Linked DNA regions of Homo sapiens: all the other regions are linked to region 1. The links are chromatin contacts, found by Hi-C or POLR2A ChIA-PET in ENCODE. All regions are on one chromosome and are shown on one strand. The core of a region is the stretch at or near the end of the contact, and the rest is flanking DNA. Distances in the headings are between cores, read along the strand shown. Region 1 overlaps TCF4 (transcription factor 4). Region 2 holds the start of NARS1 (asparaginyl-tRNA synthetase 1). Region 3 has its middle 30 kb from the start of ATP8B1.

Region 1 (2,700 bases), core at 190-2,689:
TATTCAACTTAAAACTGCAATGACAAAAATCCCTAATAGGTATGAGTACAACTTCATAAAAGATCTAATTACTAACAGGAGGACGCAGACAGACAGACACACACACACAGAATTTATTCTGATGACAATAACTTGAGACAGCCTTGCAATTTAATAATGAACACCAACAAACCTCTTACGTGTATATTCCCATATTTCTTTGTATTGAAATCTTAAGACTATGAAATAACTGTTTTCTTATTAAGCAATTAAGATTTTTACTTTTTCAATTGGGATCCTAATTATTTTAAATTTTTTTTCAATATACACACGTATCTGGAGAAAATATTTATCTCAGATAAACACACTTATCGGATAAGTAGAAAATATACTTATCTGAAGTAAATCCATATTACACCAAGAAGTCAGATAAAGCACAAATCATCTCAATCTTTTTAGTGGCATGAACTTATTTTCTTGGCATCATTTAGATATTCTCAGGTAAAATACTTTTAACTATTTACATGGTTCAAATATGGACACATTTAGTTTGGAAGATGCTTTTATCACAGAAAAGTATCAAAATATCAGCGTAAACTGTGAAATCTAATTTTATTTGTGTCTTTTTTAGTGACTTCCTATGTTATCTTGAATTGGTTATTTTTATATGGCCTGGGTTCATATGTAGACATTCAAATGGTTTATCACATGATCAAATATTTATTTTCTGAGTGACTGGTCAGATAGCTTGTATTCATATTGATTATAAAGTAATTCACATTGATTACTAAGGTAAGCAATGGGTTGTTTTTTAACTAGATTTTTGATCCATAAGTAAATATTTGACTTCTACCTTTCTGTGGCACTATTTCCCTTTAGAAGAAAGAAGAGACTTCTCATTTTGCTTTATGTGGCATTATAAAAACTCACACAGACATATATGGTTTGGAGAGACAGCAGCATGCAAAATAGATGCAAAAACCAGATTCTCAAATTTCAGTATACAGTGAAATCTGATCAGATTCATTTCCCCACTTTTCCACATATTTTCATGTCTGAGGTAAAGAATTCAATGAGTATGCCATTATCTACATGAACATAACATCTTCTAGGAAATTCAACAAACCAGAGATACAAAATGGCATCACCCTGCAAACAAGGTAAAATGTAGCTAATAGCATTATGTGATATGGCAAAGTGTAATACCAAGTAGCAAGACCAGAATATATAGATTTTTAGGTTTAATTACACTGGAACCTACACATTTGACTCAAAGTGAAATTCACTTCTTCCTTCCTCAATTTTTTGCAAAGTAACTGCAAAAGTCATAAATTTACTACTAAATCTCTCAAATATTAAATGAAATTAGGCAAACATAGTGCAATTGACACATCTGAAGACTAGATGTGATTTTTATTTAAGGAGAAAAGACTTCATTATGCCTCTTATTTTTCCCCAGGCCGTCAATCTTTTTCCCTTGGGATAAGTGGAATGTTCTTAAAAAAAAAAAAATAACAAACCCTTATCCTAACCCAGTGTAATCCATAGCCAGTCTCCAAGTTTGATACAAAAACAAACCATTTCTATTTTGGTACAATGAGGAAGCATCACACTGGACAATGTAAAAACAGAGATGGAGGAAGTTGACTCAGATTGCTGCACTTCCTAGATGAAGCTGGTTAGCGAGCTTACCACAATCACCTGAGTCAAATGAAATTCGAGGACAATTGTTTTTTTCCCTCAAAATGGTACACGTGTAAATGAATTCCCAAAAAGTTAGAGGGGAAATCCTGGTTATGTTTATTTGTCTGGATGAAGGATGATAGTTGAGAAACTTTTAACAAAAAATGGATGGATGAAGCTGACTGGAATCTCAGCACAGGATGTTCTCAATTTTAAAAAATTTGTGAATAAATATCAGGCTTCCCAATGCATTGCTCGATAATCAGAGGGGAAATGTGATTATTACAATGAAAATGGTTTTCATTCTAAATGAACTAATTATCTAGGGTTTATTAACCCTCTTTGGGGGTGAAGATTCTAGCAATTTCCTGAGGTTTCTAACTGTTGATTACCTTTGTTCTTTCACATCATGGAGCAATAGGACAACTTGCTAGGCAGAGAACAAACAATTGTCAAATACTTTAAATGGCCACCTCTGACAAACGGAATGAAAAGAGTAGGTATAAAGGAAAAACAAAACATAAATTTTAAAATGCAAGTGAATGACCATACAGTGAGAGCATCCAACGTACATCCATCACTGAAGTGCCTTTTCAAGTTCGTGTTTAGCAGATCTAAGTTCCCTCAAGGCCAATCGATAGCCTAAAGCTTAAGCAGGTCATTGGTCCATTCCTAATCTAAATATGGTGTTCTTTAACTCAAAATAAACTTGAATTTTAACGACTGAGTTTTCAAAATAAGCACTCTCTTCATTCTGTTAATCAAAAGCACTTATATACCCACCCCACACATAAACACAGACACGACCAGGAAGGAACAGGTGAGACAAGTTTTGCATCATCTTCTATTAAAAGACAACAACTTAGAGTAAATCCCACGAGTAATCTAAAAGACTTTTTTTAAAGAGATAATGTGCAATTTTAAAAAATTCTGGGTTTTCATTAAATAACAGTGAAAGAAATTCATAAACTTTTATTGAGCATAAACAGTACTAAAATAAGAATGATTTGGGAAAAAAATTGATATTGATAAATTTTG
Region 2 (2,700 bases), core at 104-2,603, 2.3 Mb after region 1:
AAATTAAGTTCTTGGCAAGTCACAAGAAAATTGACATAACTCATTAATAAATGCAGTCTCATTTTCCTAATGAGAAGAGACTCTACCTTTAGACCTGTTTTAAATGGTTTCTCCTTGGTTCCATCTCCCGTGGCATCGCTTCCCTCTCGGTCAGAGACGTACAGCTCTGCTGTTTGACAAAATGAGGGTAAGTTATGGTCTGGCCATTAACTATTAGTCACCTTACTACTTTATTCATTCCTTATCTTTGTAAACAGAACAAGCATCGATTAATAAAAATTGAGGTCCATAAGTAATTAATATCCTAGTTATTTCCCCACTCCATTTCAATAACATCCATCTCATAAAAACATTAGTTAATAATCCAGGTTTTCAAAATGAACTCTGATCATTTTAATTTGTGATATTTATTCTATCTAATTGGGCACCCAAAAATAAAATATGGGCTTTGAAGTTGATCAGACATACGCTGGAATGTTGGATTTTGTACCTTAAAAGGCAGGGTGACTCTGGAGAATTTACTTAACCTTTCTGAGCTTATTTCTTTACCTATAAAATAGGAAAAACAATCCCCATCTTGAAAGGCTGTGCTGAGGATGAAATAAAATAACACATACAAATCAGATATCCCAGTGCCAGTTTTTGTAGAGATGGCAAATAAACACCAGCTCCCTCTGGACTTTAAAGGAAACAGAAGCTCTGAGGTTAGAAAATTTCAGAAGGCCTCACAACTAGTAGGTCTGAACAGTTAACATCCATCCAGGTCTCTCTCTTTTTTTTTTTTTTTTTCCTACTGCACAGTATGGTCTCCCCGGAAACCTCAATAAAAAAATGAGGGTGGGAGAAAAACAACTAGAATCCTAAAGCCCCTTCCTGACGATCACTTTGAAGAACTGCAGGAGTAGGGGCTACCCTGTGTCTGAACCCGTCCCAGCGCCTGAGTCTCAGCGCAATCGGGAGGTTTCGCAGCGGGGCAGGGGAAGGGCCCGGAGCCACCGCCATCGCAGCCCGGGGGAACGACGGACTCGGGGAAGCCCGGCCTGGCCCTTCAAGTCCCGGGCCCAGCAAAGGCCAGCACCCTCCCTCCCTCCCTCCCTGCAATCGGTCCCCAAACATTCGCGGGGCGCCCACTCTGGTAGGCACTAAGGAAAGCGCCGAAACCCGACTGGAGCAGAGTTCCTGCCCCAGGCAGGGAACACCGCGCCATACACTGAGTCTCACCCACCTAGCACCATGCCTGCAGTGGCCCTGGTCACCTCCAAGGACACAGACTGCAACACCGACGCCGTCTTATGACTCCAACGTGCACCGGCGGTTTCCGCGATTCCGGCGTTGCATCAGAGAGCGTAGATCTGAGGGCGCCTGCGAGAATCGGCCGAGCGCCGCGGTTCCATTGGTTACGAGAGGTGGGCGAGCGGCGCCGGGGCCGCCATCTTTGGTGAGGGCAGAGGCAACTTCCGGATCCAGAGACGCCCCGCCCCACGCGTTTGTGCAGCTCGGAAGGCGCTGCCTGTCCCGGAGCTCCGCGGCCCTGGAGACCCTGGCACAGTGTCACTTTTGCACCCTTCCTTCCCCGCCTCCCCAACTTTCCTTTCTGAATCTTCCAATTCCGCCCCAGCTGGAGGCGTGCGGGTCCTCTTGCAAACCAGACCAAGGATGTCGCCCCGATCCCCAGATGGTGGAGGCTGGTTGAGTTCATGTCACCAGCAAACACCGCGCCAGCTGCGAGACGGGGTGCGCGGCGGTGGAGGGGACGCAGCGGGTTGCGTAAACTTCCTTTTTTTTTTTTTTTTTTTTGAGACGGAGTCTCGCTCTGTCACCCAGGCTGGAGTGCAGTGGCGCGATCTCGGCTCACCGCACCCTCCACCTCCCGGGTTCAAGCGATTCTTCTGCCTCAGCCTCCCGAGTAGCTGGGATTACAGGCCTGTGCCACCATGCCCAGCTAATTTTTGTATTTTTAGTAAAGACGGGGTTTCACCATCTTAGTCAAGCTGGTCTCGAACTCCTGACCTTGTGATCCGCCCACCTCGGCCTCCCAAAGTGCTGGGATTACAGGCGTGAGCCATCGCGCCCGGCCAGATGCGTTAACTTTCTAAACTCCGTGAGCCAGCGTCCCTCGGTGTTCAGGAGAGGAGCTATGGTATATGTTCATTTAAAATTGTAAGGATTACCGTTAGGAAGGCCATAATAATGTGGTGGAAAGAACGAGGGCTTCGGAATACAAACCTGGGTTCTGCCTTTTACTAACCGTGTGTCTTCAGATAAATTACCTAAACTGAATGAGCTTCATTCAGCGAGTTGGGACCGATTGCAGGGAGGGAGGGAGGGTCCTGGCCCTTGCTGGGCCCGGGACTTGAAGGGCCAGGCCGGGCTTCCCCGAGTCCGTTGTTCCCCGGGCTGCGATGGCGGTGGCTCCGGCCCCTGCCCCTGCCCCGCTGCGAAACATCCCGATTGCGCCGAGAGTCAGGCGCTGAGAGGGGTTTATCTGTGTCTTCAGATAAATTACCTAATCTGAATGAGCTTCAGTTTTTCTATTTGTGAAAGATGATATAAATTCACTGCCCGGGCATGTAAGAGGTGCTAATAAAGGGTCTGTCATCATTTTCAACTTTTTTTTACTTTTTTGGTGGGCTTTTTTTTTTTTTGGAGACTGGGTCTTCTCTGTTGCTCAGGCTGGAGTGCAGTGGTGCTATCATAGCT
Region 3 (2,700 bases), core at 118-2,617, 2.5 Mb after region 1:
TGGTGTATTTTACAATCCTCTTACTAGCTACAGAATGCTGATTGGTGCATTTTACAATCCTCTTCTAAGACAGAAAAGTTCTCCAAGTCCCCACTCGACCCAGGAAGTCCAGCTGGCTTCACCTCTCAGAAGGAGTCTCTGAGCAGAAAGGACCAGCTGGTGGAGAACGCACCGAGTTTTATAGTCCAGTTTGAGGAGGTGTTGTCTGATTTACTAGGCCTCACAGATTGGTTCCATCATGTATGACATTTACAAAGCTCTCTGGGAAGGCTTGTCGCCCTACCCTAATCTTCTTATGCAAATGGACTTTCCAGTTGATGGGGGCCATATTATCTGCTTCTTACCGTACACGTGGCTGGCAGAGAAGGCAAGATGGAGCCACCATCTTGAAAAGGTCTAGTCCTTAGTTCCTGCTGGCATTCATCTGTGCAGCAAGCTGCCAGCTTGCTTGTCTATGTCTGCAGCTCAACTTTTATCAGCTGCTCTTTGTTAGAAAATTATTTGGGGCTGCTTTTCATTAAAAGGAAAGCCCTACCAAGGACTCCCATGCCCTTGCTATCTCCCTAAGTAATTCCTTTTTACCTCCTATATCACCACAAGCCAGCTTTCCTGGGAGTCCCCTAGTTTCTCTCCAGGCCCTAGGTCACTTCCTATCACCACTGAATCTGTCAGCATCTTTTTGGTGCACTCAGGCCTCCTGGCTCTCCTCCTCAGTATAGCCTTGAATTAATCACCAACTTATCACATAGTGAACAGATGTAGCCTTTTCCAAATCACTCAGGGTCTTCATTCTGAACCCAAATCACCACTCTGTGCTTTAAAATATCTCTCCCTTGCAGTTTGGTGTGGGTGTAGGACTACATTCTGGCCAATGGAGCTTGAGCAGAAGTGATACATGCAACTTTCAAGTCATGCCCCGTGCCCGTTCTTTTCTTTCTGCAGGAGGGAATACAGATGAATTGGCAGGATCAGGAGCAGCCATGTTGCACCAAGAGAAGATGAAAAAAGCATATGTTGCAGATTGCAAAGTAACTAGGTAAGCATTTGAGTCCCTAAAACTATTCCTGGTATGACTGGTAGCGGCATACTAGCTTGGACTTTTTTGTGTCAGAGAAATAAACCTTCATCTCACTTAAATCAGTATTATTTGGGGCCACTCTCTCTGTAGTAGGAGTGAAACTAGTATCCTAACTAATTTAACTGTCAAAAGAAAAAAAAATATGAGGCGAGAAAATAAGGAATCAAGAAACAAAAGTCAAGTTTTACTCACTTCATAGCTTGGCTCAAAAGCAACTTTAAATATGTGAGAAATGCAACAAATGATAATCATGCATACAGAGAAATTCCTCAAGTGACAAATGCTTTTACTTTCATTTCCTTTCTTGAAAATTGACAGAGTAAGATTCAGATGCATGTACTGACACTCACGTCAGTAACATCGGCTCAGGTTAGACTTTGGTCGTCTTATCCTTCGACTACCTAAGGGACTCATGGCCAGTATATTTTACAACCCCCAGTGCCAGTTACTGAATTCTCACCTGAGAATGAATTCCCTAAGTCTGTAATGTTTCATCATCTTGCAACACAGATAAGCCTGTGTTTAGAGCAGGCTTTTCCATATGAGTCCCTCCTCTTTCACACTGGGGCTGAGTAGAAGGTGATTGACCTGCCTGAGACTTTATCAGTTTGGAGTTCATGTTCCATGTGGTGTTGGAGGGAGCAATGGAGGCTGTGAAATCAGACATCCTGCTTTTTGACAGGGTTGTTTGATGACTCACCCAAGCCATTTTTTATTCTCGGTGCATATTCTAGTTTCCCTTCTCCCGACAGTAGCCTGATGCACCTGTGCTTGCACTGTCCTTAAGCCTGTTGCTATTGTTATGTGGTGTCACTGAGCCCAACACTGCGTGCGTGTGTGTGTGTGTGTGTGTGTGTGTGTGTGTTGAAAGGGGTAGGAAAGTGAGGATGATTTTCAACCATTAAACCCTTAAGGGGCCATCTTCTGAAGCCTGGCATCATCATTTTTGTTCTCAAGAACATTTAAGTCAAAAATAACAAGGTTCCTTTTGCTCATCTTCAAATTATTTTACTTGTTTGATCCAACTGCTAACTAGAAGGTGAATTCTTTCTGCTGTCATTTCATAATTCTAGTGTATTAAAAAGAGATGGGGGCTGGGCACGGTGGCTCATGCCTGTAATCCCAGCACTTTGGGAGGTCAAGGTGGGAGGATCACTTGAGGCCAGGAGTTCAAGACCAGCCTGAGCAACATAGCAAGGCCTCCTACAAAAAATTTTAAAAATTAGCTGGGCATGGTGACACCCACCTGTAGTCCCAGCTGCTTGGGAGGCTGAGGCAGGAGGATTGCTTGAGCCCAGGAGTTTAAGGTTGCAATGAGCTTCAAGTTTTTATACCTTCAATCATACCATTTGTGGCTTAGGAACCCCTAATATATTACATGGAGGGTAATGTAGACACCAAGAAAATGATTGAAAACAATTTATGCCTAAATACATTTGTATTCTTCTTTAGAGAAACCTAGTAGACAAACTAAAAGCTACTAAGCAAATAAATCAAGGTACTGTATTTTACAAAATGACTCAATTTATGCATCATTTAAAGAGTGTGGATCCCTTGGGAACTTTAAACATGGTTGCATTAGTTAAACAGTTGCTTCATTCAGATCCCTCTAGGAACTTGGG

The links. A loop is a pair of places that touch in the nucleus more often than their neighbours do. ChIA-PET counts read pairs that join two places held with the same protein, here RNA polymerase II (POLR2A). Pooled maps may share reads with other maps.
Region 2: a pooled map shows a loop between it and region 1 (3-fold over the local background). The contact joins the promoter of NARS1 here to the enhancer-like site in region 1. A Hi-C loop is called at or near these places in 2 of 37 single-sample maps with no recorded cell type and 4 of 50 pooled maps. POLR2A ChIA-PET finds 5 or more read pairs at or near these places in 2 of 52 experiments (GM12878 and activated CD8-positive, alpha-beta memory T cell).
Region 3: a pooled map shows a loop between it and region 1 (4-fold over the local background). The contact joins two enhancer-like sites. A Hi-C loop is called at or near these places in 1 of 37 single-sample maps with no recorded cell type and 4 of 50 pooled maps. POLR2A ChIA-PET finds 5 or more read pairs at or near these places in 1 of 52 experiments (activated CD4-positive, alpha-beta T cell).

What each region holds. Positions count from the first base shown.
Region 1 is chr18:55,326,904-55,329,603 of GRCh38, forward strand. The region is part of intron 8 of TCF4 (transcription factor 4); the gene reads right to left. Among named protein-coding and RNA genes, the nearest start is that of TCF4-AS1, 120 kb to the right of the region's middle. Within about 2 kb of position 1,440, at least 3 of the 41 ENCODE cell types and tissues checked have a DNase peak (open chromatin) inside an H3K27ac peak, as active enhancers do.
Region 2 is chr18:57,620,483-57,623,182 of GRCh38, forward strand. It overlaps NARS1 (asparaginyl-tRNA synthetase 1), which reads right to left and starts at 1,354. Exons shown (of 14, transcript NM_004539.4): 1 at 1,226-1,354; 2 at 87-169. The coding sequence starts at 1,235. RefSeq lists enhancers at 1,203-1,907, 1,288-1,627.
Region 3 is chr18:57,832,169-57,834,868 of GRCh38, forward strand. No RefSeq gene overlaps it. Among named protein-coding and RNA genes, the nearest start is that of ATP8B1, 30 kb to the left of the region's middle. RefSeq lists a silencer at 609-903 and enhancers at 1,281-1,480, 1,521-1,610, 1,651-1,700. Within about 2 kb of position 1,368, at least 6 of the 41 ENCODE cell types and tissues checked have a DNase peak (open chromatin) inside an H3K27ac peak, as active enhancers do.